2 separate regions of the Mus musculus genome follow, and region 1 is linked to region 2. The links are chromatin loops, found by intact Hi-C in ENCODE. Cell type or tissue: gastrocnemius. All regions are shown on one strand. Each heading gives the region's core, and the rest is flanking DNA. Links, peaks and the distances in the headings are about the cores only. Region 1 overlaps Cab39 (calcium binding protein 39). Region 2 holds the start of Mir8096 (microRNA 8096).

What was found. Hi-C counts contacts between places; a loop is a spot of excess contacts. Peaks named below come from ENCODE experiments on the same cell type or tissue, not always from the same donor. Only the 100,000 strongest peaks of a DNase experiment are listed, where the experiment ranks them.
Region 1: it touches region 2 in a loop (6-fold over the local background); 4 of 42 quality-filtered maps call a loop at or near these places.

Annotation. Positions count from the first base shown.
Region 1 is chr1:85,817,148-85,833,458 of GRCm38, reverse strand. Cab39 (calcium binding protein 39) reads right to left here. Exons shown (of 9, transcript NM_133781.5): 2 at 14,946-15,102. The coding sequence starts at 15,059. Among named protein-coding and RNA genes, the nearest start is that of Cab39, 32 kb to the right of the region's middle. In gastrocnemius, for the core only: no CTCF peak of the experiment used is centred there; no DNase peak of the experiment used is centred there; H3K4me3 peaks cover 213 bases; H3K27ac peaks cover 5,000 bases.
Region 2 is chr1:85,751,808-85,768,118 of GRCm38, reverse strand. It overlaps Mir8096 (microRNA 8096), which reads right to left and starts at 16,171; the gene lies at 16,045-16,171. In gastrocnemius, for the core only: no CTCF peak of the experiment used is centred there; no DNase peak of the experiment used is centred there; H3K4me3 peaks cover 1,141 bases; H3K27ac peaks cover 2,818 bases.

The DNA.
Region 1 (16,311 bases), core at 3,659-8,658, 68 kb before region 2:
TGGCTCTTTGATGCAAAAATAGCATACTCTAAGATGACTGCATGTACAAGAAAACGCATGGCAACAGTAGCTCAGGAGGGTCATGGAGGGTCATGGAACATAGCGTAAGGTGTAGCGTGCAGTACCAGACTCCCTCAAGACAGACTAGTACAAGATGGAGATGTTATTAACCTAAGTCCTAGACCAAACATTTTAAAAAACCTCCATGCAGACAAAGGTGGTAGCAAAATGTTTGTGATCCCACCCACCATTTGGGAACCCAAGGCAAGACAAGCTTGAGCTACACAGTGAACTTAGGGTCAGCTTTGATTATTACATGGTGGGAAGCCGTCTCATGAAAACAAGCAAGCAAGCAAGCAAATAAAACAAAAAACCTAACCTACCAAAATATAGAAGACCTGCTATTGGACATCAGCAGATGACAGTATTCAGAACAAATTTAACAGTCCACATTAATTCCTTTACAACCATCAAAGCTTCTTACCAAATGGTCACACAACTTCTTGAGTATCTCCTGCTTCTAGCACTGCTGTATTGGAGGGTCTATGGCCTCCCTATACTGTCTGATGGCCCAAGCAGTAACTTCTCTCCCTGCCTGAGGTAGTACACCTGTCTTCCTTTAAAATATATCTTCAGAAAACTTCTTTTCAATTTTATTTTCAATTATTGTTCCAAGAAAGGTAGGCTAATGCCCAACCCTGCTCCAGATACAGACGATCCTGCATATGGGACATGCCAACCCAGCCGAGGTCATCCTTAGTAGTGTAGACAATCAAGAGAAAGAGTTTAAAGTGGAGTGGATTTCTTCGTCTTCCATGGGTGCTATGGCCAACTGAAGTCATGATACCACACTGAAGGCTTTAACTCCTATTTAATTGTATTTCACCATCAGCCTAACACCTAGGCTGCACAGACATTTCTGTGTTCTAAAGGATATCCAGTAAATCACATTACTCTTATATTTCCATCACATATCTAGTTATGCTTCTGCGGCCTGCTAAAATTGCTAACCAGGAAAGTACCAAAAATGAGCCTATCATATCTTTCAGTAATGATCTAATATATATCCCCTTCGCACCCCCCACCCCCCAGACAGTGTTTCACTATGTCTATGTAGTCCTGGCTGTTCTGGAACTCTGTAGACCAGGCTGGTCATGAACTCTCAGAGATCTGCCTGCCTCTGCCTCTCAAGTGCTGGGATTAAAGGCATGAGCTACCAACACCTAGTTTTGATCTAATAATCTTGGGTATGGCTACTTGGGTTTGCAAATCATATTTGTAAAGATTTTTATTTAATATCTTGATAAAATGACATCATTTCATATTTTCTGACTATTAAAAAAAATCAAACAAGTTAATTTAGTAAAATCTTTTCATTAAACCATTTGACCAGGTATAATGGTGTATGCCTTTAATCCTGGCAGAGGGAGACAGATCTCTTTTGAGTTCCAGGATAGCTTAGTCTACACAGGAAGCTTCAGGTCAGTTAGGGCTATATAGTTCAACTCTGACTTTTTAAAAAAAAAAAAAAAAAAAAAAAAAAAAAAATCAAACCTATTCTGATTTGTAAGTCCTATAAACCCTTAGACCTCTGCGTGCAGCAGAGCTCACCTTTTCTGGTCCAATATACACTTTATTGGCTATAAGGCTTAGATTTCTCAGTAGTCCAAAATCTCATATGCAATAAGGTGCCCCAAATGTAATTTTTCTGGACCAAGACAGAATAGAAGCGGGATAGATTCTATTATAATCTATTTATATGCAATGCTTTTTCAGTTCCTTTATTCCAAGTGATTCTCACTGACAAGAAAAAAAAAATCTGACACTGACTTAATAGGGTTTCTAACTGTGCTACCTGGTGGTTATGTCATGATCCTAAATGGCAGATCTTCTTCACCCTCCTTTGCTTTTCTGGTTAAACTCAAGTTTGAACACTCTTAGAAAATTTTAATTTATCAATTTTGAAATTTTTATGATTTTCAGCTTTCAATTCAGATCAAACCTCATGCTTTCATCTAACAACAACAGGTGCTGAAAGGAGAGACAGTTAAAGGGCAAGGCTTCATTGTGAGGTGATGAAGTGTTCTAGAGCTGACTCAAGTTATGGTCACATCTATCCATGCAGAAACTAACAGACATGGAATCACACACTTTAAATGGTGAACTGCATGATATGTACATTCAATAAAGCTGTCTTTAAAAGACACAAGAGAGGAAGGGACAAAATGGCAGCTATTCTACTTCTGAGCTGAAAGCCAGGCTCTTCCACAGTGAGGGTGGGGAGGCACTGACAATGGAATTAGATGCACCTACCTCTTGCTGCTTACTTGCTTTGGGTTCTGATACCCTCCTGCCCTCCTGAGAACCATGTATTTTATTATCTCCTCTTCTCATATAGCCAAGTCCCAACTCAGCCCATTTTCAGTTTTTACATATGACCAAGGTTCCCCTTAACAGAACCAAATATGCTCTTTCTAGACATCACAAATTCTTCTCTGCTACACTTTACCTATAACTAAGTCTCTTGAATATTTACTCATGTTTGTCACAATCCACGTCTCCTTCCCATTCTCACACAGCTCCTGCACCTAATACTTTATTGCTTTTGGCTAGCTGACAATGATTTACATGCCATTAAATTACCTGTCTTTATTATGCCTGGGCACCTGTAGTGTTTGTACTTGTTATTTACTGCACCCATCCCTGTCCTTATTTTTACCTTTTCCCACCTCTCTGGGTGCTTCTTGGTCTCCTTTTCAGTTGGTCCTCCTTAACTAAACCCACAAGGCCAGATGTGAGGTTTTCCTTCCTGCCTCTTGTTTTTCTGCAGCTTCTCTTTAAGTGATCTCATCCATGCCCACTGCTTTAATTAACTCCTAAAGGCAGATACCTCACAGATGCCTATCTTCAGTTCTCCCAGGCTTTGTCTTTCAGCAGTCTACACAAAATGTATTTAGATGTCTATAGTATGGTACCTACCTCAAACCCAATCTATCTAAAAGAGAGTTCGCGTTGTTGCCCACTGCTTGGTTATTCTTCCTTGTCCTTACACACAGATCAGGTAGCAGTACAGTTGCCCTCAGAAACTCAGGGGTCATCACTGGCTCTTTTTCCTTCTGAGCCAGCAAATGGCTAAGTTGTCTCTACTCTCCCAGATCCTGCCATCTGCTGTCTCCTGTGCCATTGCCGCCAAAACCCAAGTCCTGTAACTTCTGCTAAAATTACTACCTAGCCTATTGACTTCCTTACATCCTGTCTTGTACAGGACTTGTACATTCTTTTCCAATCAAACCCAAATGATGAAGAGATTCTGTTTAGCATGCTCCAATGATTACTTATTTCTCTTAGAATGGTGCAAAATCTTTCTTACCATGGCCCCTACAAAGTCTGGTCCTACTGTCTAACCTAGACCTGCACGATGACATCTACTTACCCACGATGTATGGACACATGTCTGTCCTCAGAGGCCTTACATATATACACACACACATATATATACACACACACACATATGTGGTTTCCTATGCTCATGTGTCCTTTGCACCCACCTGATGGCCAACTCTCCCTTTCTTTCTTCAGTGCTTACTTCAGTATTGGATAGCTTTTTCAAAAAAAATTTCAAAAATTTCCTAGGTAAAATTCTGTCACACATTCACCTATGGCTAAGTTTTCCCTCACACTCTTTCTCATAGTTGAGTGTGATTCTTCTGTTCCTTGTAATTTCCCAGTTACTGGTCCCTTCCGCTACACTGAGAGCTTAAGAGTAGAAACAGGGCCTCCAGGGCAGAGCAACCCTGTAAGACCCCACTGAGAAGGCAAAAGAAGTGCTTAAAAGAGCCCAAAAGCAGACTAGATTATGCAAAACAGTTCGGGGGAGGTACAGGAATATCTAGGAGCAACTCATCTGGTTTACTTCTAGAAAGAAGGCACCAAATTCAGACCCCCCAGCACTGCTGGTTTACCACAAAGACAACACAAGATAACTGAGCTAATATTTCAGTTATTGATAAAGGAAAGATGGTGGCTACTAGAATTAAGAATCAAATATTGTATCTGGCACCTGGAAAAAAACCAACCTGACTTTATGATGAGCAAAGAAAAAAAAAAATCACCTACATCAGGAGTGGGAGTGTGTGTGAAGAGAAAGGAACTGCAATCCAGTGGGAGGGAAGCAACACTCCAGCAGTGCCTGCTTGCCAAGGTACAGTGTGAGCAAACAAGTGAACTGGCTGACTAATTCAATAAGGCTGCCATTTTACTTAAGGGCCAAGTACTCTAAACTTGGATCCTGGTGTGCATATGGTCATAGTGCAGACATCTCCCAAAGCTAACACCAAGGAGAACCAGTTCTGTGCCTAGTGCTTGACTAGCTGAAAAGAAGTTTGTCCCGTGCTGCCTGTGTTAGAAATCTTGAGTCACAGCTCACCCACACTGTATCACTCTGTATGGGAAACTAGTAAGTTAAAAGGTTAAGTGTGCCTTTTGCTCAACTTACAGCCTAATTCCTGTAACTACATAGATTAAAACAGTGGTTCTTAATTGGTGGTTGTGATCCCATTGCGGATGCAGAAAACCTTTCAAAGGGGTCATATATCAGATATCCTCAATATCAGATATTTATATTACAAAATTAGTTATGAAGAAGCAATGAAAATAATTTTATGGTTGGAGAGTCACCAATCCATGAGGACTGCATTAAAGGGTCACAACACCAGGAAGGTTGAGAACGACTGCTCTAAAAGAACATTCCACTAAACTGAGTACTGTTTGCTTCTTTACTTTTCATTCACTCTATTTCAGACTTGTATGAATGTTCTATCAATTTATGGCTTATTTATTTATCTATTTATTGTTTGATTATTTATTTATGCACTTGGGATCAAAGGCAGAGTCTTTTAACTATTTCAACTACTTGTGTGATTTCTGATCCCTATTATCCTGAACAATTTTCAACGAAGCAAGCAAACTAGTGAGGAAGGTCTCTCTCTTGCACGCACACACACACTGCATGTAAGTTTTAATTTGTTTAAAGACTTACTACTAATGATGGTTTTAAAATGTTTTTAACCTCTCTTCTAGCCCACCACTCACCAGAGGTAGTGGGAAAGAAAGGTTATTAGGATACAGGGGAGATGGAGCTGTTTAGAAATGGTTCTTGCATTCTCAGGAAATCAGCAGTTTAGTTCACAGGGCAGCAGCAGCAGCAGTAGCAGCTCAATCCACTTGCAAATACCAGCAGTCTAGTTCAGTAGTGTCAGGATAGCAGCAGCAGTGGCATAACCTAGCAGAAAAAGCCAGGTCTCAGCCGAACAGGACTGTCAGGGACTCCAGAAGTTCTCTGTCGTGTCTCTCTCAAATAAAGTGAAGATTAGCGAAGCAGAGAGACCAAGACATGTTGTAAAGTTAGTTCTATAAACAAGCCCCTCTCACAGTCTGTTGAGTCCTATTCATACTTCCTCCAAATGTCATGTGTCCTCCATGGGTCTTGCCTCAGTATGTGAGTCTGTCTTAGTAAAACTACCTTGAGTCTGTATAAGCTGACATCACTCTGCCAATCGGCCAGAGTTACAGAAGTGGCAAGAAGCCACTGGCACACCAACAGAAGTTTCCTTTTTTTTCTTTCTTCTTCTTCTTCTTCTTTTTTTTTTTTTTTTTTTTTGGAGACAGGGTTTCTCTGTATAGCCCTGGCTGTCCTGGAACTCACTTTGTAGACCAGGCTGGCCTCGAACTCAGAAATCCGCCTGCCTCTGCCTCCCGAGTGCTGGGTTTAAAGGCGTGTTCCACCAGAAGTTTCTCGGTGCAGTTTTTTTCTATGGAGTCCAAACAAATGGAGCTCAACTACGAAATGTAAGGTGGACAGATATGTATGTGTCATTAGTGAAGAATACTTTATCTTGCACCCCTGAAGAGCCTCATCTCTGCTCCAGGTGAAGCCTGAGTGTTCACACTCCGCCCCTCCCCTTCCAGGTGGGCTCCAGCTGCAGCAGCGAGGCCTTCTTCAGCTGCCCGCCTTGCAGGCTGGCCCTTCTCATGTGCCTCTCGTTTCCTACACTCCAGGGTCTGACAGCAATTTACACATACAGTGACCTCATGATTTTGTTAGTTGGCAGAACACTCTTTGAGTGCTCATCATCTGGACATGGTGTTCTGAGACACAGATGCTGTTCCTGCGTGGCCAGGGAGCCTCATATTGGGTTTCATAGGCAGACTGCTTTATTAACAGCAGCCAACTGTTTATAAATACTTAGTCAAGAGTATCCCTTGTGACAAGCTACTCATTTGACTGGAAAATGAAGTCCCATGTTCCACATTTCTTACTCTGTGACAAGAGAAAAAGACTGTGGTTAAGGTCTTAGTTGTTTCCTTAGGACTTCTGAGAAGTGACCTATGAAGTAGCTGCATGTACCGGGGCTTAGAAGTGCCTGTGATGAACAGAGTCTGGGCATGTTAGTTCCCTGGAATTCAGGTGCTGGGGTAGAAGAGCAGAGCTCAAGTCTCTTAAGTCCCTTGGAGGGAAGGCAAGTGACTCCTGAAGTACGAGAGAGTTCCCTAGCATCCACATACAACCAAATGAGAACTTTAATTAGCTTTTAGGGATTATTTTTTAAAATATTTACGTTATTAGATCAATGTAGACAGCCTTAGCATCTCAATTTTCATATCTAATGTGTGTATCACTGGCAACAGTATTAGAATAAAACCTCTTTCCTACCCAGAGGAGGACTCAGGGATGTTCTTTAGCCTTTATGATTGTGTCCAGCACAACCTCCCCTAGTAGCACCCTAGCTATGAGATTTTCCCCTTAAATATAAATTAGGAGTCTGAGGCAAAGGCAAAAGGTACAGGAGTTCAGGCCAGCCTGGGTAATATACCTGAGGGTGCGTGGGTCCATGATGGGGAGAAGTAACTCAAGAAACTAAAACACTGGTGCAACTGGTCTATTTCAGGACCTCCCAAACCAGAAAGCCTCTCTGCCTTAAACCTGACATCTTTGTAACACTCATCTGTGTTGCTGTGGCTCAGGCTGCCCTGTGGTCAATCGCACAGAGCTAGTGCTCCACCTGCATCAAGCAGACAGAGGAAAGACAGAATAAGGCCACTGTCCACTGGATAAAAGCAGGAAAATGGTTTCTTATGAATTAGCAATTTCAAAACAAATATTTAGAGTGAAACAGAGGAGAGTGTGGGGGTGAGTCCCTTTAGTCCCAGCCCTCAGGAGGCAGAGGCAGGTCTATGTTCAAGACCAGCCTTTTCTAAGGAGCAAGTTCCAAAACAGCTAGCTAAACCCACAGAGTAAGACTGTCTAAAAATGGAAGAAGAATCAAAGCTTTTATACAGAAAGATATGAAGACAAGACAAAATTGTAGAATGGAATCTAAAGATGCTCTCAGGCAGGGAAGCTTATGTGCAGGCCTGAGACCCTGAGCAGCAGCCCTGGGCCCCACAGTGCACAAGGACGTCTGAGGCTTGTTCTCTAGTCTCAGGCGTGTGTACCATGGCAATGTGCTTACTCTCACATAAAGACAAAATTAAAAAAAAAAAAGAATATAGTTGTGGTAAATATTTGATGAAAAGACTCAATTAATATATTAACTCCTGTGTTGAATGCTTTTTCAAGCTCACCTTCCCCAATTCATTATAGAAAGTATCTGACTATTCTCAACTAAAAGAACGTGAACTAAGAAAAACCTGTTAGTAATTCCTAGTGTGAAACATTTCTCTAACTACAAGTCACTGTTAAGTGGCCATGCTATCAAAAGAATATTCCCTTCCCCCCTCTTATATATGCTGGCACCTACCTATACTTCTCCCAGAACACTAGCATCCATGCTGGTGAAGAGAACTGAGTATAAGCTGAGGGTGGTAGCTCTGTCCTCTGTATATGGCAGGTGAATGTGAAAATAGTTGTTACTAAGGCACAGCTGTTAGGCTGTTAGTGGTAGAGTAAGTTTCACCCTAGTCCTGTCTGCCACTTACCTAAAATAAGAATAATAAGCCTTTTCTTTTTTTTCTTTTTTCTTTTTTTTTGTATAAAGAAAGGGGTTTTGTAAAATGAATAAATAAATAAAAATAAAAAAATAATAAATAAAAGGCTGTGGCAAAGTTAAAAAGGGATTGACCTATGTGTATGTATCCTACTACACAACCTCAGTACAATAACTATGCACCATGGAACACAAGTAAAAACTCTAGGAGGCTGCAAACGAAGGAGTACACTTTTATTATGGCTTGGCATAGCTAACTGTGAATTCCATTCCCATATAATGAGTTGCTTAGGAAGCAGTTTTCCTCACTTGAGAGTGGTAACAGAGGCCTCTCTGTGAAGCACCTTGCAGAAGGTGGTGGTGTAAGATGTGCCAACAGTACAGTTAAGAGCTCCTTCTGCAGCACTTAACCAAGTGGTCACCAAGCCCATGCCAATGCCAATGCCCCAGACGCAGGAAGCGTCTGAGGACTTTATGTCACCTAATATGAAGACAAAAGTAGATTGCCTACTGGGCTTCCACCCATAGGTCTCTACTATAAAGCAGGTTTAACCCTTGCTTTATAGTAGGCGGTTCCTTACAAATATTTTGCTTAGGAACTACACTGAGACTCTGTATTCTTAAGAGACACTCTGCTCAAATCTAACTCCTGGTTCAATTAACTTTTTTTTACTTACAGTAGTTTTGAACTGCCATGTCAGGTTAATTACTCCTTGCAACACAGTTATCATTCCACAACCTCAAGCAAGGACTTGCCCACATGGAACAGAATTTAAATAATACCCTTGTTACTGCAACCTGTCCTCAATATTCTCTTTGGGTTCTTCATTACATTAGTTATTCTTGGGGCACACATATGCCCTCAGATCTATGTGGTTCCTAAGACACATCTGCCTCAGCTGATGCATGAAACAAGCATCTCTTCTTCCTCTCTCAAGTTATTGTTGATGAACAGCATACTAAGTACAGTTTGTGTACATTTGCTCTGCTCATGGGTGTCTACACCCATCAAGACAGTGAAAAGAGACATCATTGCCATAACTCCCTTATGTACCCTTCTGCATTTCTCTTGATTTCTTCTCCCTCTATTTCTATTCCAAAGCAACCACCAGCCTGAATTCTGCAGCTATAGATTGATTACCTTTCCTAGAGCTTTGTATAAAGCATAAATCATGCACACTGGCTACTTTTAGCAACATAAGTATTTTGAGATTTGACTGTTATATATAGTTCATCCTTTTATTGTTAATAGTGTTCTATTAACAATGCGGCCAAAATGATTATTCACGCATTTGGCTATTTCCTGACTTGGGCTATTTTACATGAAACTTCTACAAACACTTAGACAAGTCTTTTATGGATATATATTTCATGGTTTCTTGGGTATATACTTAGAAGTGTCATGATTCTATCAAAGCTGATTTAATTCAGTTCTTTAGGAACTTGCCTGTCTTCTAAAGTGGCTACACCATCTCATGCTCTTAGCAGCCCCAGTTGCTCTGGCACAGTAAATATGGTCTGTATTAAACACTCTAAAGCTCTGTGTTAACTGATTTTTCTTTGGTGACTAATTTCATTCACCCATAAGTTTTTATTCTCCTTGCCAATCAAATTGCTAGTTATAGCTTTGATTCCCATCAGATAAATTTACCACAATGTTAAGTTCAGAGTTGAGGGCTATATTTTGTAGAAGATTTCAGGAATCCTGTGATTAAACTCTCTGATTATTATTAGGCATATCACTCTACATGATTATCTAATCATGAAAATGTTTTCTGACTATCCTTAACTACAGGGGGAGAAATGGTCACTGTCACTGTATGAATGAGAATGACCCCCAAAGGCTGATATATCTGAATACTTGGTCTTTACTTAGTGGAACTGTTTGGGAAGCATTGGAATGTGTGACCTGGTTGGAGGATGTGTGTCACTGGGGGTGGTCCTTAAGGTTTAAAACACTCATGCCATTTTGAGACTTCTCTGCATCAGCCACCCACTGCCAAGCTTTCACTCTATCACTGAGGACTTGAACCCTCTAGAACCACAAGCCTGAACGCTTTCCTTTATAAGCTGACATGGTTATGATGTTATGTCACAGCAACTGTGCAGCCATCAGGACAGACGTATAACTGGGCAGTGAGTTACAGAGCTCTGGGTGACAGGGTTGAAAGAGAAATAAATATGGCTCTTGGTCATCTTCAGTCATTCTAAGCTGTCACTTGGTTACAGCTCCTTCCTGTTAGATGGACACTCAATGTGGACATTTTTCACACTCAGCAGTCATAGGTGATGCATGACAGCAAGGTAGCAGCAGTTCACATTAACTCTGCTCTCTATTCCATCTTCAAAAAATACAAGTTATTACTGAGGTATGTCTTTGAAAGGCTTATAATCCACTGGAGAAGAAACAATTACATATATTGCACAAGAAAAGAGAGGAAGAGGCGGAATGCAGAACAGCAGGGCTTCATCTTAAATAGCAAACTGAACGAAAAGGTGGCATTTGAGCCAAGACTTGAAAAAAGATCCCATGTGAACCACAGAGGGAGCTAGGGTGAAGATCCTACAGAAGTGGAAGGGGCACACGCAAAGGCTTAAGTAATCCTGACTAGTCTGTACTTCTATTAAAGTGAATGAGACAGACAGATGACACTGATACAGACAGACACCTTCTACAGCTGACAGAGGCTGGATGTGCCACTCATGGAGCAGTCCTAACTTTTCCTATCATCTTTTGCATTTTGTTTATTTGTTTGAGACAAAGTCTGTCTCTGTAGATCTGACTGCCCTGAAACTCACTACTTAGACCAAGCTGGTTAGACTAGTTAATTCTTCAGAGCGGCCTATCACCTTGAACTGAAATTTATTTTTCAGAAATCCCCGTGTTTTATACTCAGAGTAAGTCCATGCTTGTGTGATGCTGGCTTGGAGTGGGAGTACTCAGCCTCCGCACTAATGACATTTTTGCTGGGTAATTCTTTTTTGTTGCTGTTCTATATTTAGAATCCCGGGCTTTACTAACTGAATGCCAGTAGCCGCCTTCCCCCTAGTGCTACCACCAAAAATGATCCTGGCATTCCAACTGTACTCTAAGAGAACAAAACAGCTCGTGGACTCAAACAAAACCCCCCATTCTTCCAGTCAAGCAGATGATACAGATCCCAGCACTTTCTTCTATTCCCTCCATCAAGCCACCTTCTTACGTTTTCTCTGTAACGTTACAGGACTTAGAATATTCTCCACCTCTCAAGCCAGTCCCTTCCCTGTCATAATTCTTATGAACTATCACAGTACATTGTAAAGTGTGGGCTCTTGGGTTCCTCCAGACTGAGGTTTTACATCATTGGCAGGACATCATTTGCCTTGTGCTCACTGCATGCTATTTATCCTAAAGGGGCTAACACTCCAGCACAACCTAAGGCAGTGCCAACACACTACCGTAGCAGTTATATAACCCTGTCTGACCACATACTTGGTTTAAAAGAACCTACAGGTTTCACCTAAGGATGCTCGGGAGAACTGTGCACAATGGCACCTTCCTATAATCTCAGTACTCAGGGAGTTTGAAGGTGGAGAATCACAATTCTCAGTCTAGGCTAAGAGAGAAGGTAAAGAAAGAGAAGAAAGGAATACCTATGAGAAAGCAGTAAGAAAGTCATTAATGTTATGAAATTTTGTTTTTTTAGTACACAATTTGGTATAAAAGATGGGAAGTGTGTTTGGTTCCTTACAGATATGGCTGTTAAAATAAAAACCGCATAACTGCCAATTATCAAATTTTTATATGGTATCAATTTTTCTTGTGCGCAATCGACTGGCCAGGAAGAACGACGCTGCAACAGGATCCTTCTGCACACATTTTTTGGGAGAGCTTGATTGTAGAGGCGAAAAGACCCTGAGCCCAGAAGTGGTGCTGCTTACATAGGCCTAGGAAAGGCGTGTCTCACATCTGATTGGTTAACTTGTCTTGGCAAAAGAACCTTCACTGCCTATGCATGTGTGGTGGCCAGCAGTAGCCAACTGCCACTCTGCAACTGCCACTCTGCAACGGCTTCCCACAAATTTTCAAAATTATCTCAAATGCTATTAAAATAGCTTTCTTTCTTTAAAAAATATATATGTGCATGAATTTATATGCACCATATATATGCAGAAGTACACAACAGAGATACGGAGAGGGTGTCAGGCTCCGGGAACTGGAATCACAGACAGTTCTGAGATGCCGTGGGTCCTGGGGATGGAGCAGCAAATGCTAAGGCATCTCTCCAGCCCTAGCCCTCTCTTTACCAGCATGACGTATAGCAGCCCAGGAGTGCGGATCCAATGCCTTCTGTCAGCACAGTAAAAACTGCTACTCTTCTCTCTGAATTTTTCATTTGGGATATGGTTATTTTCCATAAAAATATGTTATTGTTAAACCAGAGTATGTGTATTTCTTTTGAATGATTATTTAAAACTTTCTTGATTTTAATTTCTAATGGGATAATATAAATACTCCACATACATGAAGTTTTGTTTTTTTGTTTTTGTCTTAATGTTATGAGAGTATAAAGGGGTCCTGTGAACAAAAACTTAAAAACTGCCAGGTGGTGATGTACACTTTTCATCCCAGCACTCGGGAGGGAGAGGCAGGGGGTGACTTAAGTTTGAGGCCAGCCTGGTCTACAGAATACATTTCAAGTCAGAGTTACACAGGCCCTATCTTGAAGAAGAGACCTTGTCTGGTATTCCTAGTGCTGAAAATGGAGTAAGTCTGATGAGACTGCTGCAGTGTATCTCAGTGGTAGTTACTTGCCTAGCATTTGCAAAGCCCCAACTCAATCCCTAGCATAACTAACACAGACACACACACAGAGTTTGATGAACAGAATGAATTTAAGGAATAGACTGTTATCTTTAGGCACAGGCAAAAAACGAATCATCATCTTAAGAGACACACAGACTTTCAATGATAAACAATTCAGGATGAAGGAGCAGCCACTGAGGCAATTCCTATGGTATGAATCACTCCTCTATGGGGTCTGTTCTCCTTCACAGTGCCTTCTTAGATCAGGGGACCAGCTCATGTGCCAGCCATGGGTGTCAGTTCTGCTCCGTGATAGCTATAGTTACTTCCATCTGATGCCAGATCCTGTGAACTGCAGGTGGTGTTGTGGTTCTGCTATCTCCTCTGAGCTCCTGAGAAAACCTGTTTCCATTGTCTGCAACTAGGCTTCCCTATTTTTTACATCTTATGAACCACTTTCATAAATTGGGACAGTATTACATTTTGTGTACACACTAGGATTTATCTTATCCAGTTGTCTTAGACAGACAGATACAGAAACAAATGTTACATCAGTTTAGTTTCCTGGTTCAAAGGGCATTGAAAATATAAGATAAAATGAGAAAAGAAAAGGAGCCTGGATCAGTCAGCCATATACCGAAAGACACTGGCAAAGCAACAGAGGAAAGCAGAACAGAAATGATGGTTCAGAACCATCATTTCTGGGACTATTTAGAATTTGTGTTATTTTTACTTATGTGTGCATGTATGTGGGTGTGTGCATGGTTGAGTGTAGGTACCCATGGAGTCCAGAAGAGGGCATCAAAGCCCTGGAGCTGGAGTTACAGGCAAATGTGGATGTAGCAAGTGCTAATGCTAATCCACTTTGGAACCATTCAGAATAGAAAGAACCAGTCACAAAAACCAGTCCCATGTTCTACAAATTCACCTGAAGGCATCCACAATATACTGTGGCATAATATTTGAGAGGAAGAATCTCATATCAAACCATGATTATATTATAGCTAAAAACAAAAATAAACTTTAAAGTCTTGTTGCTTAAAAAAACAAAGTAGCTAAGTAACCTATCTTTCATCCTTATAAAGAAAATAATCTCTTAACTAAAGAGAAGATGAAAAACCCAATGCCACAACTCACTCATATTCAGGCTATTAACATATGTGCTCCCAGCTCTCAGTCTAGCAAGGGGAACAAAATACAAGAGAGCAAACTCAAGATGGTGGCAGTTCTGACATTTTAAGGCAGGTGCCCAAACGGTGAAGGTGTGTTTTAGTGGGCATGAGTAGGAAGACCCTGAGATACTTTCTAACAAAAGGAAATATATATAGGCAAGAATTTTGAAAGATGAATAGGGCTTTAGTGGAAATGGATGTGGGGAATACCAATCCATGGAAAAACAAGACAAGGCATTACAGTCTATTTGATTATCTGACTTCATGAATGCTGGGACAACTGCTAATACACATGAGGTAGATTACAAGGATTGTCGTCAAGAAGTGGAACTCGGCCGGGTGGTGGTGGCGCACACCTTTAATCCCGGCACTTGAGAGGCAGGGGCAGGCAGATTTCTGAGTTTGAGGCCAGCCTGGTCTACAAAGTGAGTTTCAGGACAGCCAGGGCTACACAGAGAAACCCTATCTAAAAAAAAAAAAAAAAAAAAAAAAAAAAAGTGGAACTCATGGGCTTTATTCACAGCCTTTTAGGAAGCAAAAGACATCGGATTCTTCTGAGAAAACTGAGTGAGGCCCAGGTGAGATCCAAGCCAGGCTTTAGACTGTAGTGATTAAGTAGATGGAGATGCTATGGGTTGAGAGGAAAGCAAAACTTTGTTTAAAGTAATCTATAATCTGGCAGAGCACTTGCCTGGCACACATGTGGGCTATGGAAACACTGCTTTCAGGAATCAAGTAACTAGCACTGCAAGAGTGGAATAATGAACTCTGGGCACTGTGGCTCACACCTGCAATCCCATCTCAGTTCTCAGAAGACTCCCACATTCCATACCACCCTGAGCTATGGAATGAGACCTGATTTTAAAAAGCAAAAAAACAAAACAAACAAAAAACCAAAAACAACAACAACAACCCAACTACATCCAAATGGGAATTTATCAGTTTTTAAAAGTTGTGTATTTGGTCCTCAATGAAGGAATTAAAATATGTCCAGATGCATACCTTTTCTGCCTTTTTGTCAGAAATGTCCTGCTTTTCCAAAACAGCCATGCTCTCCTTCAAGTTCTTCACAATATCTGCCGGAGACTTGTGAGACTTGCCAAATGGGAACGGCATGACGGCAGCGCCAGAGGCTTCCACGGCACTCTACCTGCTTGACCTGCAACACAGTACAAGGCTCATGTGAGACCCCAGGGCTAACAGAATTCTGACACACGTTTACATTATAACCTGTGAAGAAAGCCAGATTGGAAGCCAGAGACATCTTAGCAGCTAAGAGCACTTGGTGTTCCTCCAGAAAGCAGGGCTTTGGTTCCTAGCATGCACAACTCTGTGACATGAGTTCTTGCCTCTTCAGACACTAAGTATATAGACACACTTGCAAGCAAAATCCCATACACACAAGAAAACATTTTACATCATGTCCAAAGTTCTAGTAACCTGACAAGCCCACTAAGATATGTAAAAATGTTGAGACAGAGAGGCCCTTTGAAACACTCTTAATTTTTAATCCACCCCCCCGCCCCCCCAGTCTTCTGTTCCCTAACGACCCACCAAACAGGTGCATGTGGATGCTGCTGACATGGGTAGCATGGTGGACCTCTCACAGAGTGACTACTACTGTCAGGCCCACTGACAACCCTGGCAAGTCATTACTGCTTCCTTATAGAGGTTTAGTAAGGTTGACAATCTGGCTTAAGGTAAAACAAGCTCCAATTCCTACTGACCTTGTCCTTAGTTGCAATACTATACCCCCAACTGATACTGTCTATTCTGCAGTTGACAAAAGTGAGGCCACATAACATTAGTAACATGCTGTTACCCCACGGCTCATGCTGCCCCTACACACTCCTGCAACACCCATGCATGCACTTCCTTAGCATCTGAGTATTTCAGAGCTGGAGGGAACCCCGACAACCCTGGATCAATCTCCTTTAAGAGAGTTATATCATGGACTTTCTACTCTCCCCAGTGCAGATGGGCCAGGTTAAAGGAGACTTAAAAGGTCCTATGAATGTTGGCTACAACACAAAACACAGCTGCCAGGGAGAACATGTATATCAAATTCCTTTATTCAGGAAAGTTTATGACATAATCATTCTTCTTAACTGATCTACCCAACAGGAACATAAAAACGAATCCAATGTACTCTGATATAAGTAGTCCCTGAAATGTACTCAAGACAACAACTAGATATTCCAGGAAGGAGCCAATCACACAAGGAAACTTATTCACGATTGACACAAACCCCTCCTTTATATACGACTATGAATAAGTTTTTAAGACTAAAGTTAGTGTAAACGTGTCTAGAGACCTATTTGTGATAGTAATCAGTGATACGTGCTTGAATCCTAAGAATCTGGAGGCC
Region 2 (16,311 bases), core at 6,313-11,312:
CAATTGGTAGAGTGTTTTCCTGGGTTCAACCCCAGCACTGTATAAACTTGGGAAGTAGAGGCAGGAAGATCAGAAGTCTCAGTTGTATAGGGAGTTCAAGGCCAGCCTGGGATATGACACTCTGTCTCAAAAAAAAAAAAAAAAAAAAAAGAAGAAAAACGAGAGGGAGAGATAAGAAAATAACTTCTCTGAAAGTAGCTTTAAAGCTGACCCTCTCAGGGATAGATGCCTGAATAGATTAACTAACAAGTGGATCAGGGAGGCCTCAGGCATAGTGCACATGCCTCTATTGTTACCCAGACAGGGATGTCATCTTTCAGCCACCTGTCAATGCTCCATTTTTACCCTTATATCTGCTGAATACTGGGGCTCTGTTTCCATTGCTTCTTTGTTTCCAGGAGTCTTCTTTAGGGGTTCAAGGCTGAATACATGCCATTGGCTTGTCCCTCCAACCTAGCTTTAAGAAGGCCTGAGTTGGCAGGGCAGTGGTGGTGCATGCCTTTAACCCCAACACTCAGGGAGGCAGATGCAGATAGATATTTGAGTGCAAGGCCAACCCGGACTGCAGAATGAGTTCCAGGACAGCAAAGGCTGTGGCTACACAGAGAAACTCTATTTAAAAAACAAACAACAGCCCCCCCCCCCCCAAAAAAAAGCAAAAAGACCTGAGCTGGTGGGTATCTGTTGGGCAGCCTGGGAAATCTATTGAAGCCTTGATTTGACCTGTTAAACCCTTACTTCTGAATGACTTGTAAGGAATCCCTGGGCTTCCGGGGACGTACAATGAGGAGCCTGGCTTGGTCAGGAGGCCCAAAGAGAAACACTCAGAATGCTTTGTCTTCTGTAGCTGTGCATTCCCCATCCATTTTGCCATCTCCTTTATGGCCAGTGAACTTGAGGCTGGCCCTCCATTACTGTCACTCTCCTTCCCACATGGAAACTCCCTGGGACAGAGGTATGTATGTTTTGTCTCATGTTCATTGCTGTACTCTTGGTACCCAGCACAGGTACATACCAGACAACCAGTACATGTTGATTGACTAGATGAATGAATGAATGAATGAATGAATGAATGAAACACCAAGAGCAACCAAGAGCAACATCAGGGCAGGATACTGGGGTTTAGTTCTTACTAGAGATTCAGAGATAGTTTTTTGATGCTAGGGTGGCCCAAGTTGAGGAACTAAGCATTGGTCAGGAGATGCAGAGGAGAGAAGGCAGTGTAGCTGAGTGCTTAGAATATAGGATCACCTTCCCGGACCCCCCCAATGCTAGAGAACCCTTAGCACAGAAAGGCTTGGCGATGTGGATGAAGCAGGAACTGACAGGTACTTGAACATGGGAGGGTACAAGGGGGTCTTAGTGAAGGGCTAGGAAGAAGATGGTGGCTTATGGTGCTAGTCTCTGGAGAGCTAAATCAATTTGCAGTCAATCACACCGGACCACAGAGCCTAGCTGGCATTCCATGACTTGCTCTGTAACAGAAGAGAGGCTTAGGAGAGGGGTCAGCATAGGGACTGTCAGAACGAGGATCTGGTGAGAAGCACTCCAGAGGACATGGGATATGGTCCAAAGGCTTGGCAGGTCAGTGAGTGGATGGGGACTTGAGTTAGACTCTTGTTTTTCCTCGCTCTGGCCCCTGTTGCTGGGAGCTGCTGCTAGGAAGGGGTTCTGAGAGGAAGAAGGCCCACTTGTTCTCTGCTGGGAGGCTGCCTGGCTGTTCTGCTTTTAGCACGACCCGCCCAGGCACCCCACCCTTGGCCTGTTGAGGTGTGAGTGCTCAGTTACAGCCCCCCCTTGCTCAGCTGCTGTGGTCTCTGAAGGCCATTCCCAGAGAACTGTGTCTGCCCACAAACTAAACCCTGAATTCCACCCAAGCCTGTGGGGGCCAGTCCTCAAGGTCCCTGCAGTGGCAGGGAAGTAAGTTCCCCTTAGAGGCCTGTGCTGGCTAGCTTTATGTCAACTTGACACAAATTAAGCTAGAATTATCTGAGGGAAGGGAACTTCAGTTGAGAAGATGCCTCTTAAGATCCAGTTATAAGGCATTTTCTTAACTAGTGATTGACAGGGAAGGGCCAGCTCATTGTGGGTGGTGCCTTTCCTGGACACTGATAGTCTTGAGGTTCAATAAGAAAGCAGGCTGAGAGCCGGGCATGGTGGTGCATGCCTTTAATCCTAGCACTTGGGAGGCAGAGACAGGCAGATTTCTGAGTTTGAGGCCAGCCTGGTCTACTGAGTGAGTTCCAGGACAGCCAGGGCTACACAGAGAAACCCTGTCTCGAAAAACCAAAAAACAAACAAAAAAAAGCAGGCTGAGCAAGCCAGTAAGCAGCATCCCTCCAAGGCCTCTGTCCTGTGGAACTATGCATGAAATAAACTCTTTTGTCTTCAAAACTTTTTCCTGTACAGAAGCCCAGTTATTGGCTTGTTTGTTTCTTTTGTTTATTTGTTTTCGAGACAGGGTCTCACTAAGTAGTTTTGGTTGTCCTTGAACTCACTATGTTGACCAGGTTGGCCTAGATCTCATAGAGACTCACTTGCTTCTGCTTCCCAAATACTGGGATTGAAGGTATGTACCATTATGTCCTGCTAATTTTCATTCCTTTGTATTTTCTACCCTTCTCTTTCTCCCTCTTGCTCCAGCCCTGCTCGCTCCAACCCCATTCGCTCCAGCCCATAGTTCTTTATTATTTGTTTCTCATTACAGATGGTTGTGAGCCACCATGTGGTTGCTGGGATTTGAACTCATGACATCTGGAAGAGCAGTCAGTGCTCTTAACCAATGAGCCATCTCACTAGCCCTAATTTTCATTTCTTAAATTCAACTTTTTCAATACATCCTAAAAATATCCCCAAGAAAATGGAACAGAGGTTCAAGGCAGAGCTTCTAGGTTTCATTAATATTTTTCAAACCCATGGGGCTGTGGATGTTGTTTGGTTGAAAGACTGCATACCTAGCATTCATATGACCTATAAGGCCCCTGAAGAGACCTTACTCCTCAGTCAACTGCCGGGACCATGATGACAGGCCCCAGTCTCTGGTGGAAATCCAATACTAGGGCTTAGAATTCAGGGCCCCAGCATTGTGCGCACCAAGTCACACCAGGTCCTTGCATGCAACCCTAGCATGGATAGAGTGGAGACAGAAGATCAGTTCAAGATTATCCTTGGCTCCATAGCAAGGTAAGGGTCAGCATGGGCTATGTGAGATCTTAGGTCAGAGCAAGTACATTTTCCCACTCATCCATCCTGCACACACAAGCACAGCATTTTGATTTCCTAAAAGAAACAAAAAGTTTCCTCTGATCATTTGAGAAGAACCAAGCTTTCTTGGTTTCTTCTTCCTATATTTTCTGCATCATGAGCTCTTCAAACTCAATTAAGGAACTTATTAAAGTCAGCCCTTCATTTCCTCTCCTTTCTAAAGAAACCAGCAACCCCAAGCACACCATTTCTGGCCTCCCTCTGGAACTCACACAGCTGTCTTATGTATTATGGAAGAATGTGAGGTATCTATCTTTCTCTGGTCATCTGTTGTAGGGGGAAAAAAAAACAAACCTATTCCCCTGGAGACAATGCCAGGATATCAGGACACATCTCTAGCGGGCAAGAGCAGGTGCCTTCCTCACAGTTGGTCTCAGTCAGCAGAAAGACCAACGGGATGCTAATGGCGGGGCTGTGGCATTCCCCAGACTCTGCCGTCTGGACATCTGCATAGTGGGGGAAGAAGAAGGATAAATACATTACATTTCTTTTTACCTGTCTAGGTCCTTGAGTGCTTACAGGGCATCCAAGGAGAAGGCTGGAAGAGAAAATTGAGTCTTCTGCTCAGTGGTGGCACTGTCTGGGGGGTGGGGGTGGGGGTGGAGGCGGGGGTGGGGAGTGTAGAGTTCATGGCCATCACGGCTGGCTCCTTGTGCCATATTCTCCCTGACCTCCACTAACTTGCTTAGTAACCCTCACAGGCTCCCTTTGCCCTGCAGTCCATCTCTACTACTCTGAAAGCAGATACGACTGGGAGCTACTGACCATAACTTGTGTGACTTTGGCTCATCTCTGAGAAGTCCCAGCACTTCTATCTGTAAATTAGGGACCATACATATATGCATTATGATCTTTTATGAAGATTATGTTTAGTTTATGTCTGAAAGGTGTTTAGCTCAGTGCCTGCCACTCCAAGAGTGGCTTCTGGAGTAATTCTGACTTTCAGAAGACTGAAGCCAGGGTGGGCTCTGGTGGTGCTCTTAATCCCAGTACTCAGGAGGCAGAGGCAGGCAGATCTCTGTGAGTTCGAGGCCAGCCTGGTCTACAGAGTGAGTTCCAGGACTACACAGAGAAACCTTGTCTGGAAAAACCAAACCAAACCAAGCAGAAAGAGGAGAAAGAAGAGGAAGGAGGAGAAGGAGAGAGAAACAACAGCAGCAGAAGCTGCAGTCATTGCCCCGGTCTAGAACCAACCAACACTCTGTAAGCTCCGTGGCAGGATGAAAAGAGGCGGGGCTTAGGCTGCGGTTGGGGAGCCCACAGAGGAAAGCAGTGGACAAGCAGGAGCTGAGATCTGATATTGCTGCTGTGGTTTGGATATAGGTTAGTCTTGTGGTTTTGCCTGTGCTTGGTAGTGATGCTGGAGTGGTGGAAGCCAGTAGTGGGTGTTTAGGTCACTCCTGCATGGATGGAACTGCAGTAAGGCGCAAGCCCAGCCCCTCAAGCCCGGTTGTTTCCTGCCTTGCCACTGACTGCTCTCTGCCCACCCTGGTGGCCCACCCTGGTGGCACCTACAGCGTTATGGGACAGCCAGATGATCCTTTTCAGAGGCAAGCTCTGGGACTCTAAAGCTACACAAACTTCTGTTTATACAACACTGAGCCTCTGATATCTTAGTTATTTTAACAAGAAAAGAACTAATACACTAGGCACAAATAAACTAGAAATGTGTATCAGAAGGCAAACTGGGAGGATAGGCCAGGGAAGCCTTCACAGATCAGCTAGAGTTAGGGCCTTGATGGGGCTAGAAGACCTGTCTTAAGTAACACCATCTTTTTGAGGCTGAGTTTGAGTTTGTTCAAGATGAGCTAGCCTCGAGCAGACACAGATGACATAGATTTTTGGGACTTTTCTGCTGCCACAAAGGCTAAGTTTTTATGTGGATTTAGTAAGCACCTACTTTGTGAGGATCCCCCACATATGGAAAAACTCTCATAACACCATTGTGGGACGCCTAAGTATGTGCCTGGGGGGCTTGCTGTTTAATATGAATTGTTCTAGAAGCTTCCTTGGGAGATGCTAGGCAGAGCTGAAGAGTCATTTGTTTTCTTCCGAGGAGAACCCAGTTTAGAAGTTTTTCAGAGAAGATCTGGGTTTGGGTTAGTGTGGTTTAGCTCCAATCCCTGACCCTCCTTTATTTTTTTAGTCATGCAAAGTGTCTTTATTTAGAAGAAATACTACTTAGAAAGTTTTGTTTTTTTGTTTTTTTAATTCAAATATCCACCACCGACTCTGTGGCTTTGTGGTTATGTAGAAGTGCACGATTCTTAGGAGAGGCAGCCGGAATATTTGGCGCTGACGTGTCCCAGTGTCTACAGCTCACTCTTGAAATCCTTAAATACAGCTAGAGAGAGAAGACAGCCAACACTGATGGACAGGGTACTGAGCAAAAATAGGGAGCATTTGATACACCCTAGTTTTCATTTTTTCTTTTCTTCTGCAAATAAGAAGGCAGGGAAATTGATTAAACCGGAAAGGAAAAGCAAAGAGTACCCCATCACTAATGCTGGTGTTTTGTTTATTATTTTAAAGATGGGATCTCCAGGCTGGCTCCAAGTTGCTACGTATCTGAAAACAACCTTAAGCTTCTGATCTTCCTGCCTCTACTTCCCAAGTTGCTAGCCCATAAGCTTGTGCTACCTCGCTTGGCTCTGGTTGGTCCTTCAGGGCTTTAGCCTGGGTACTCCCATTCCCTCTTTTGCATGGACCAAAGAGATCTTTTCATGTACAGTTTTATAGCTCTTCATACTCTTTTGCTCTTCCAACACTGAAGCATTCCAGCCACCTAATAAAAGCCCCATTTTCTATTTTCCACCTTGGGGGATCCCCTCTCTGCCTCTGGTTTTAATTTTTAGATTATCTGAGGCCCTGCTTTACCCTGCCCCAGCCAACATGGAAACAGAGGGGCAGTCCCTGAAGGAGGATGTCAATGTCAAGTCTCTAAAGATCTGCTGATGTGTGTCAGAATGGCTAAGATCAGCAGAACAAGCGACAGCTCATGCATTGCTGGTGGGAGTGCAAACTGGTACAGCCACTATGGAAATCAGCATGGCGTTTCCCCAGGAAGCTGAGCATTGCTCTACCTCAAGATCCAGCTATACCGCTCTTGGGCAAATACCCAAAAGATGCTTCATCCTACCACAAAGACGCTTGCTTGCTTGTGTTCATTGCTTCTCTGTTGATAATAATTGGAAAGAACTTAGATGTCACTCAACAAAGAATGGATTTTAAAAATGTACTTTTACACACTGGAACACTACTTAGCTTTAAAAAAAAAGACATCATGAAATTTACAGGTAAATGGATGGAACTATATGTAAAAAAAAAAAAAAATCCTGAGTAAGGTAGCCCAGACTCAGAAAGACAAATATGGTAGATATTTGATTACATGTGGATATTAGCTGCTAAGTCAATGATATCTAAGCTATAATTTGTAGAACCACGGAGGGTCATAAGTATAGTGTAAAGGACTAGAGGGGACAGATACCTCTTGTTATAAAAAGAATACAGAATAGATAGTTATGGGTGGATGAATGGGGGAGGGCTGGAACTAGAAGATATGGAGAGACAGCTAAAATTCAGGGCCATTTGAGGGGTAGCATGGAAGCCTAATACAGCAGAAACTTCCTAAAATATATACACAAAGCTTTCTAAGTGAAATCAGCAAACAATTGGGGAGACAGCTTTCCAACTGGCCATCTCTTGTCAACAAACAAAGCTTCCAGTACCTTTAGTTACGAATTGAGTTGTTGGTCAAAGGGGTCTCATGGGAAGCCCAAAACAACCCAGGTTGTTATCAAGAGTACAGGTTGCTTTCCACAAACTGACAGCGAGGCTCCATTGCTGATGACAGCACCCATACAACTCTTGAACATGGAGAAGTCAAGCTGGTGCCTACATATCTTGAGTGCGCTGGACTCGACCAGCAAGAATGACGCTGCAACAGGATCTGTCTGCACACATTTATTGGGAGAGCTTGATTGCAGAGGCGAAGAGACCCCGAGCCCAGAACTGGTGCTGCTTATATAGGCTTAGGAGAGGCATGTCTCACACCCGGATTGGTTATGCACTAAGCCTCATTTGCATGTTTCTCATCTGATTGGCTACTCTCTGTACCTCACAGAGCCTCATTATCATACCTCATTTGCATGTCTCACGTCTTATTGGTTATACTCTCAAAGCCTCATTATCATGCCCGGGCCAGGCAGTGTCTTTGCAAAAAACTTTACTGCATATGTACACATTGGTTGTTTGTCCAAACTTATGCGTGGTGGCCAGCAGTTGTCAGCGCCACTCTGCAACGGCACATGTGGCTTCCCACATACTTAGAGCCTTCACCCCGACCTTCTAGCATCTTTGGTATAGGAAGGTACTCTGCGTGCCACTAAAAGAGAATTGTAAACACCAAGCCAGCTACAAACCCTTTGATCTACAATAGTGTTCTGTCTACAAAATGTGCTAGGGCAATGGTGGCACAAAGCTTGTGGGAGTGACCAACCAGTGTCTGAGTTGTCTTAAGGTCCTCTCCAGGAGATGAAGCCATACCTGAAACTTGGAGTGACCAAGACCAGAGGCTAGATATCCCAGGGACCTAAGATAAAATAAAAACCAAATGCCACTGGTCTAAAACTACAAGAACAGCAAAAATGTAGTGACAAATTGACTCCTAATGATATTCAAATATATGAAAATATAAATATATATGAATATGCATATATATTTATAAGTACATATCATATATATATATTCATAAATCTGTGCCTTGCTCAGCCATCATCAGAGAAGCTTCTTCCTTTTGCAGAAGATGGAAACAAACACAGAGACTCAGAGCCAGGCCTTATTTAGAGAGTGAGAGGCCTTGGAATGCTCAGCTGGAAATGGGATATCTCTGTCAACTCCCTCCCCTCAGTGGTCAGGGAACCCCATGGAAGAGGATACAGAAAGAGTGTAAGAGCCAGGAGGGATGGAGGACACCAGGAAAGCAAGGCCTCTGCACCAACAAGAGCAAAGCTCATATGAACTCACAGAGACCTTAGGGGTGTAGAAACAAGTGGGTTTCTGATTCTCTTCTTCTTCTCTTCTTCTCTTCTCTTCTCTTCTCTTCTCTTCTCTTCTCTTCTCTTCTCTTCTCTTCTCTTCTCTTCTCTTCTCTTCTCTTCTCTTCTCTTCTCTCCTCTCCTCTCCTCTCCTCTCCTCTCCTCTCCTCTCCTCTCCCCTCCCCTCTTTCTCTCTCTCTCTCTCTCTCTCTCTCTCTTGCTTGCTGGTTTATCATGACAGGGTTCTCTGTATAACAGTACCACTATCTCAGCACCACGCCTGGCTAGATCTCTGATTCTTGGGCCTTCTCCTGGGCGGCTCTTTTTCTTCTGTTGGTTCTGTCCAATTTGGATAGGGTAGTTCTTTCTTCATCTTATTATATGTTAATATTATCTCTCAGAAGCCTGCTCTTTTCTAATGAGAAACAGAAAGGGGGGGAGATAGGGAGGAACTTTGAGAAGTAGGGGGAGGTGTGCTCATCATCTGGATGTATTATCTAAGAGAAGAATCTATTTTCAATAAAAGGAAGATAAAATAAAAATTAGTGTTTAAAAAGAAGAGTTCTAGGTGTGGATTCTTTAGGGAACATAAAGCATGAACTTCAAGACTGCCTGAGCAAACACTTGTAGTACTGAATCTGAGGCACACACACACAGAGGGAGAGAGAGAGAGAGAGAGAGAGAGAGAGAGAGAGAGAGAGAGAGAGAGAGAGAGAGAGAGAGAGCTCGGACAGGGGCCCCTCAGAAGGGTGGGGGTGGGGCCAGACTTACTCAGAGTCTGTCAGTCTATTGATAGACTTCTTGGGTGATTTAAAGCCTGGACTCTTTTGACCTTACAGTACTTGCTAACTTTAGCCTTACCCTCCAGGAGTATTTTCATGGCGCACTGCGTATTAAAGTGCTCATTCATTCATTCCATGCGACTCACTGGGGCTTATTTTGGTTCTAGCACTGTGCCAGGGCTAGGGACACAGGACTTCACTGTGACTTCCAAACCAGGGATCTTTGTGAGGTGGCAGCTAGAGGAGAGAGGAAGGTGAAAGGGAGACAGATTAGACAGAGAGGGAGCACTTTGAGGGGACCGAGGTGGAGGACGCCATGAAAGAAGGTACCCACTGATCCGCACGCATTTTCCAGAATAGAGGAGCTTAATGGGCTTTGTTTGGGCTGTGAAAACTTTATAATTAGCCCAACCAGCTGGCCCAGGCTGGGTGGAAGACTCCCCCACACTCCCTTTGCCTCCTCTGGTTTCAGAAATAGCAAGTTCATGCAGGCACGGTGTGCTTTGCCCAGGCAGAGCAGGCTACCCGGGACTGGCTGGCGGGGGCAGGCAGCTCCCAGCAGGGATGTGGGATTCCATCTGAGGGGAGGGGGTGGGGGGCAGCCCTGCAGTGTCTCGCAAGAGGGAAGAAGAGCCTCTGCCCTTCCCCTCTCATTCCTGACACTCGGTCTTCTACTTCCTCTTTCTCTTTTTCAGGTGTGATGGGCAGATGCTATGAGGGGCAAGCTCAGCTTCCAGGGACAGTGGGAAGCGCTAACCGCAAAGCTTGCCTTCACCCACTTTCCTTGGGCTAGACCTTTCACAACTCTGCCTGAAACCTGTTCTGCTTGAGCCCAACACCAAATCTGCCAGGCTCTTTCTGTCACTGGGCCTTACAAGTTGCTTAGAAGCTCTCAGATACCATTGAGATGCAGAAGCTGGTTTGAGTGGGTGAGGAACACCCGTGTGTGTACTTGTGAGTAGGTGGGAAAGGGGTGTCCCTGCCCGGGGTTGCTGGCAGTCATGAGGATGAGTAATGGGGATATGGAATATCTGTCCCCACATCAGACAGTCATGGCCTGGTTCCACCTCCCAAATTGTTGCTGTGGTTTAGATATGGTTTGTCCCCAGGAAAACTTACACTCAGGCTTGGTCCCAAAAGTGGAACCTTCAGGAGACGATTGGGTCATCAAGGAGGATTACAGCCCTGGAAGGAGTTCTCTCAGAAGATCAGTTACCACAAGAGCTACTTGGTGTGAAGCAGCAGTGTCCTTGGTGTGTAGCCTCGTCCGTGTGTGACCACTTGCCCTTTCACTGTCTACCATGAGTTGAAGCACCAAGCCTTTGCCAGAAATGAAGAAGGCAGTGCCAGGGACATTCTCTTGAGATTTCTAGCCTGGCAATCATGAGTACACATTGACCCAGGCTCAAGTGTTCTGTGACAGTGGCAGAGACAGATCAAGATAAATACTCAGAGTGGCCCCACGTCTTTTCACCCTCCTCCAGTTTCAGGTGCTCCTTCCCTCCTCCTCCCCAGATAACTAACACCAATATAGTGGTGGTTCACCCTCATAAGTGAACCTGACTGGAGCCTCCAAGGAGGCATGCCTGTAAGGAATCCCTAGCCAGGTTTGATGAGGAGCCTTGAATGTGGACACTGGGGTCTTGCACTGAAAAGAGGGAAAGGAAAAAGCCATTGGAGCACCAGGATCCAATGCTCTCAGATTCCTGACCACAAATGTGACGAGACCACCTGCCTCTGCCTCCCAAGTGCTGGGATTAAAGGCGTGTGCCACCACCGCCCAGTGTTTTATTATTTTTATTTATATTATGTGAATGAGGATTTGCCTATGTGTATGTATGTGCGTCATGTGTGTGCAGTACTAACAAGGGCCACAGGAGCGCATTAGCCACTGTGTGGTTGCTGGGAACCGAACCTGGACCTTTTAAGAGTAGCAAGTATTCTTAATTGCTGAGCCATGTCCCCAGTCCCCATCCTTCCTTCTTTAAGTTGCTTTAGCAGGCATTTTGTCACAGAGGTAAGAACAATAACTGATACTAATAAATGCCACAGGTGGCCACTGGATCCCTCATTGGCAATAGTGCTAGAAGTTTCTGGAAAATGAAGTGCAGCTGAGCATGGTCAGTGGGACCCAGGAAGTCCTCCCAAGAAGGTATGAGGGAAGCAGAGCCTTGTGAGAAACTAGTCTGCCTCTATGTGCACTCTTGTCCCTCCCCGGCCCTGGTGCCCAGTCTCCTACGTACATAGAAGCAGTTCACTGAAACGCTGGCTAGGGCTTCCCTTCCCAACTGACTTCACCCTCCTTCCACCACAACCCTGTGGTTGTCCAACCTGGCTTTGGAAATTAGGTCAAGCCAAAAATGGCCTCTTTTGGGAGAGTCTTCAATGGGTAATAAGTTGGCTGCTTATATTAAACACATTTCAGTGGATGGGTGGGTGGGGACCACAGTAAATTTCTTTTTTTTTTTAACTTGTTGAATCAGTTTCACAGAAAGTCAGACTTTCTGACTTCTCTCGAGGTTCTGTAGAGCCACAATGACCTTTGGGGGCTGCCCCTAGAGCCAGTCTCCCTCTTACTTTCCAGATCTTATCTTTCTCTGAAAGTTGAGTTCTTTCCTCTCCCAATTCTTATGTTAAATGCCTCATTTCTATGCCTGAGCATGCCATCCAGGGAAATAGGATTATTCAGATGAGATCAGCTTGGAATAGTATGGACCCCTGTAGAGAACATAGACACACAAAAAGGGAGAAAGCTATGTGGAGGTAAAAGCAGAGACCAGAACAACATTTCTACAGGCCAAGGAGTACCAAAGATTGAAAATAATAATAACAATAATAATAGTAATAATAATGATAATAATAATAATTTAATAATGATGATGATAATAATGATAATAATGATGATGATAATAATGATAATAATAATAATAATAATAATCCTGGAAGCCAAGAGAGTCTCCTGGGATGAGTCCTTCCCAGCATTCTCAGACGTGTGGCCCAACACACATCTCCATCTCAGATCGCCTGCAGAGCTGTAGTGGGTTCCTGCTGGTCTTGAATTACCTAGCACATGGTACTGGTGAAGCAGTCCTAGGAAACTAGACCAGCCCCACCGCTCACTCGTATTTGGTAGCTAGATGGTTACCTGTCCTGCCTGGGCCCCAGATATACTTGCATTCTCACCTGCTGTTATAGAACTATGTCTTCTTTACAGTAGATGTGCTGTGGTCTTGATTCATGGAAGGGAACATTCACAAGATCAGGTATATCAGCATTCCCTTAAGGAAGGTGTGTGTGTGTGTGTGTGTCTCTCTCTCTCTCTCTGTGTGTGTGTGTGTGTGTGTGTGTGTGTGTGTGTGTTCATATCATCACATGGATTCTGCTTATGCTCCCAGCCTACCTCCGAGTTGCATGTAATTCTACTTCAGTGCATGTGACCTAGACAGTTGCTAGACTTGCAGTGATTCCCAACCTGCGAACTGTGACCTCTCTGGGAGCCAACAACCTTTTCACAAAGGTCTTTAACTAAGGCTGTCTGCAAATCAGATATTTATGTTACAATTCATAGCAGTGGCAAAATTATAGTTATGAAGTAGCAATAAAAATGACTTTATGGTGGATGTCACAACGCTAGGAACTGTATTAAGGGGCTGGCGCATCAGGAACGTTGAGAATCAGTGCTAGAGGGTTTAGGAACAGAAGGTAGTCTGGAGTGGGGAACACCCATAGTGCAGCTTTTATGAATTATCACATAAATTGGGGTGGGGCTTTTTGTTTATGTAGCTTCCCAAGTAACCTAAGTCCCTGTAAATAACCCCAATAATTTCATTGGTTCACCAAGATGGATTTGAATGACATGGTGATTTCTTTGGTCACACAACATATGAGTCAATTCCTTTAGGTCAGAGGATGATGTCCCCATGTCTGTAGTCTTGAGAGGTCAAGAGGGAGGTGATCTGGAGAGTAAAGACCTGGAAGAGGTAGTGTCCCCAAACTGCAAGGGCTCATTATCCCACAGTATTGGGGGGAGGTGACCAGAGTCCCCAGCAGAGGACTGAGTGAAATGTGGCCCAGATTTGGCAGCAATTTCTAAACTGAGAAGGACACGGGGAACCACATACAGTATCTTAGATGTTAACGAAGCTGTGGAAACTGTCAAATCGAGGCCTTCCCAGGAGTTCCAGGTATACATGCATCCTAGACTCTGTTGTAAGGATGACGAGAGCCCAAAGTTGTGGGAAGAAAGGAAGCCAAGGCCAGCCTCAGAATGCAAGGGCTTGAGAGCGTTAAGGGCAAATAAATGGCACTTATTCTCTTAGCCTGAAGAGGCTAAGGAAGCAGACTGGGGCAGCAGAGCAGCTTTAAAATATCAACAATAACAACACACATGGCCTCACAGCCAAGGTCGACCTTAGACTTCTATCCTCTTTTTCTTTTCTTTCCTCTCCTTTTCTCATCTCTTCTCTTCTTCTTCTTCTTCTTCTTCTTCTTCTTCTTCTTCTTCTTCTTCTTCTTCTTCTTCTTCTTCTTCTTCTTCTTCTTCTTCTTTTTAAAAGCTTTATTTATTTATTAATTATATGTAAGTACACTGTAGCTGTCTTCAGAAACTCCAGAAGAGGAGTCAGATCTCATTACGGATGGTTGTGAGCCACCGTGTGGTTGCTGGGATTTGAACTCAGGACCTTCAGAAGAGCAGTCGGTGCTCTTACCTGCTGAGCCATCTCACCAGCCCCTCTTCTTTTTTCTTTCTTTCATTTTTATTTTTGAGACAGCGTTTCTCTGTGTAGCCCTGCCTTGCTTGGAACTCACGCCGCAGACTAACCTCGAACTCACAGAGATCCCCATGCATCTGCCTCCAGAGCGTTGGATTAAAGGCTTGGCCTTGAATTTCTAATCTTTCTGCTACCTCCTCCCAGGTGCTGGAATCACAGGCATGTACCACTAACCTGTTTTAAGTGAGGTTATGGTGTTGGGGACTGAGCCCAGAAACATCTTCACGTTATGGGAACACATTCCAAGGAGCTACCTTCTCTGCCCCAGGAGTAGGTGCTCTCACTGAGACCACCGACTTCTCCACAAGCGAAGCTTCTCCATGCACGCTGCCTCACAACACCACTCATCTCCTTCTTAGCCTCTGCTCCAGTTGGGAGTTTCTGCTTAGTGTATCTCCCTCCTCTTCAGGGTGGTTTGAGAAGGCAAGTCTGAGGGACAAGCCATGTCACCTCTTGCAGAGGGTTCAGTAAGTTGGTTAAGCCCACTGCCCACTCCATCAGCCCCCTGGGTTTTCCTAGCTCCTCTGTCCCTTCAATTCAATTGTTCATGTGCATAGCACAGGATAAAACAGACCCGGTCCTTTTCACACATCATGGATCCCTCTTGCGCCTGGTGGTGACACACGTAGTTATGGAGCAAGGAAAGCAGGCAGGGAGAGGCAGGACTGGGAGCCATTTTTATTAGCACAGGGAGGCTAAGAAAGCCTCTGATCAGTGCCAGGCAAGGTCTGAAGGGTGAGTCACCCCAGGGCTTTTGGGCAGAAGATGGGGTCAGTGCAAAGGTCCTGCAGCAGGACAATATTCACCACGTTCCCAAATGGCTAGAGCTGTCCCATGGTTGGATGTTCACGATGTGTGACTAATGCCACCATCAATCACAACAATAGGGAAACACTGCTGTTTCGAGGCAGCAGAGCTGAGCACCCAGGAGGGAGACCAGGTAGGGGCTTTTACGGATAATTCAGGTGGATGGTAACACATGTCTAGACCTGAGTGTGATTGTGGAGGCAAGAGAGGCGGGACAAGCAGACCTGGAAGTAGGAAGAGGTCTCCTTGTGGAGGAGTGGTTCAAAGGGTATAGGAGTTGAAGGAGAGTGAAGGGAGGGGGATCAAAATACATTATATACTTACATGAAATTGTCAAAGGATAAACAGAAAGAATTAAAAAACAAAACAAAATCTCAATCAAGAACTGGAGAGATAACAGAGCAGTCAGGAATACCTACTAATCCTACAGAAGATCCAGGTTCGGTTTTCAACATCCACATTAACCAACTGTAACTCTGGTTACAGTAGGGGCTCTGATGCATCGTGTCTACCTGTATGCATATGGTGCACAGGCACACACACACACACACACACACACACACACACACACACACACAAATTTAAAAAACAATACAAAACAAAACAACCCAAAGAGCCCTCATGTGTTGAATGCCCTGCTCCCAGTGTTTAAGTATGGCGGTACACGGCCTATCTTGAAGGAGGCTCAGTGAGCTCCCTCAGGTGGACTTAATCTATGAGTCTGCTACCTGGGTAAGAAGAGGAGCTTAGGGTACAGATGCACACAGAGGGAAGACCACATGAACACTCGGGGAGAAAGCAACCGGAGGCCTGGGGGTGGGGGGAAACAGCATGTTGAGTACTTGAGCTCAGCAGTGCAGGCTTCCCCATCAGGGAAAAGGCAGTCGATTAGGCAGGCCTAGGTTACTGCTGCTCTGCTCGCTATGTCTATGTCTGTGTCTAGCTCCCTTGAAAGGACTTTGCCTAGCTAGTTGCAGTTGATCCTAACCACAGCCCTCAGAGATATATGCTCATTTCTCAGATGCAGAAGTGGAGCTCTGGAAAGTGGTGACGGAGGAAGGCCTGGGGGAAGGTGAGCACGCAGGGAACAAGGCCTTATGGGAAGGGTGCTGCCAGCTTGACTTCTGAATCTCCTCTTTATCTGCAGCCAGTAGAAGGTCAGACCTGTCTCTTCTCACCCTGCCCCTCAGAAGGCCAAGGTTGGATCCCTCTGCCCTCTCATGGACCACAGTGTGCCTGTGTCTGTGTAGGGCCTGTGGTCTTATGTTAGGTCCTGTGTTAACCCCAAAGCACTAGTCTCTAATTTCAGACACTGAGATCAGTGGGGGTGGGGAGGAGAAAGGCGGCTTTGGGTGGGAAGGGTATGTGAGTGTCTCAAAGCTGCGGTTCTCAGGCACAGACTTGCAGACCTGCTGGGGAGGCAGGGTAGCAAGAAGAGTCTGCGAGGATTCCTGTACTCTTCAGCTACCGTGCCCAGTCAAGTCACGGCCTTGAGTTCTTACTGAGACCTGGATCCATGCCTTAGTGTGTTCTGTAAGTCTTTGTGTGGTCTATCAGCAGCTATGAGAGTCCTCAGTTAGAGAGAGCGTGTGCGTGTGAAGCTGAGAGGTGGCTCTGTCTGTGCTGGCTGTCTTAACCATGAACCAACAC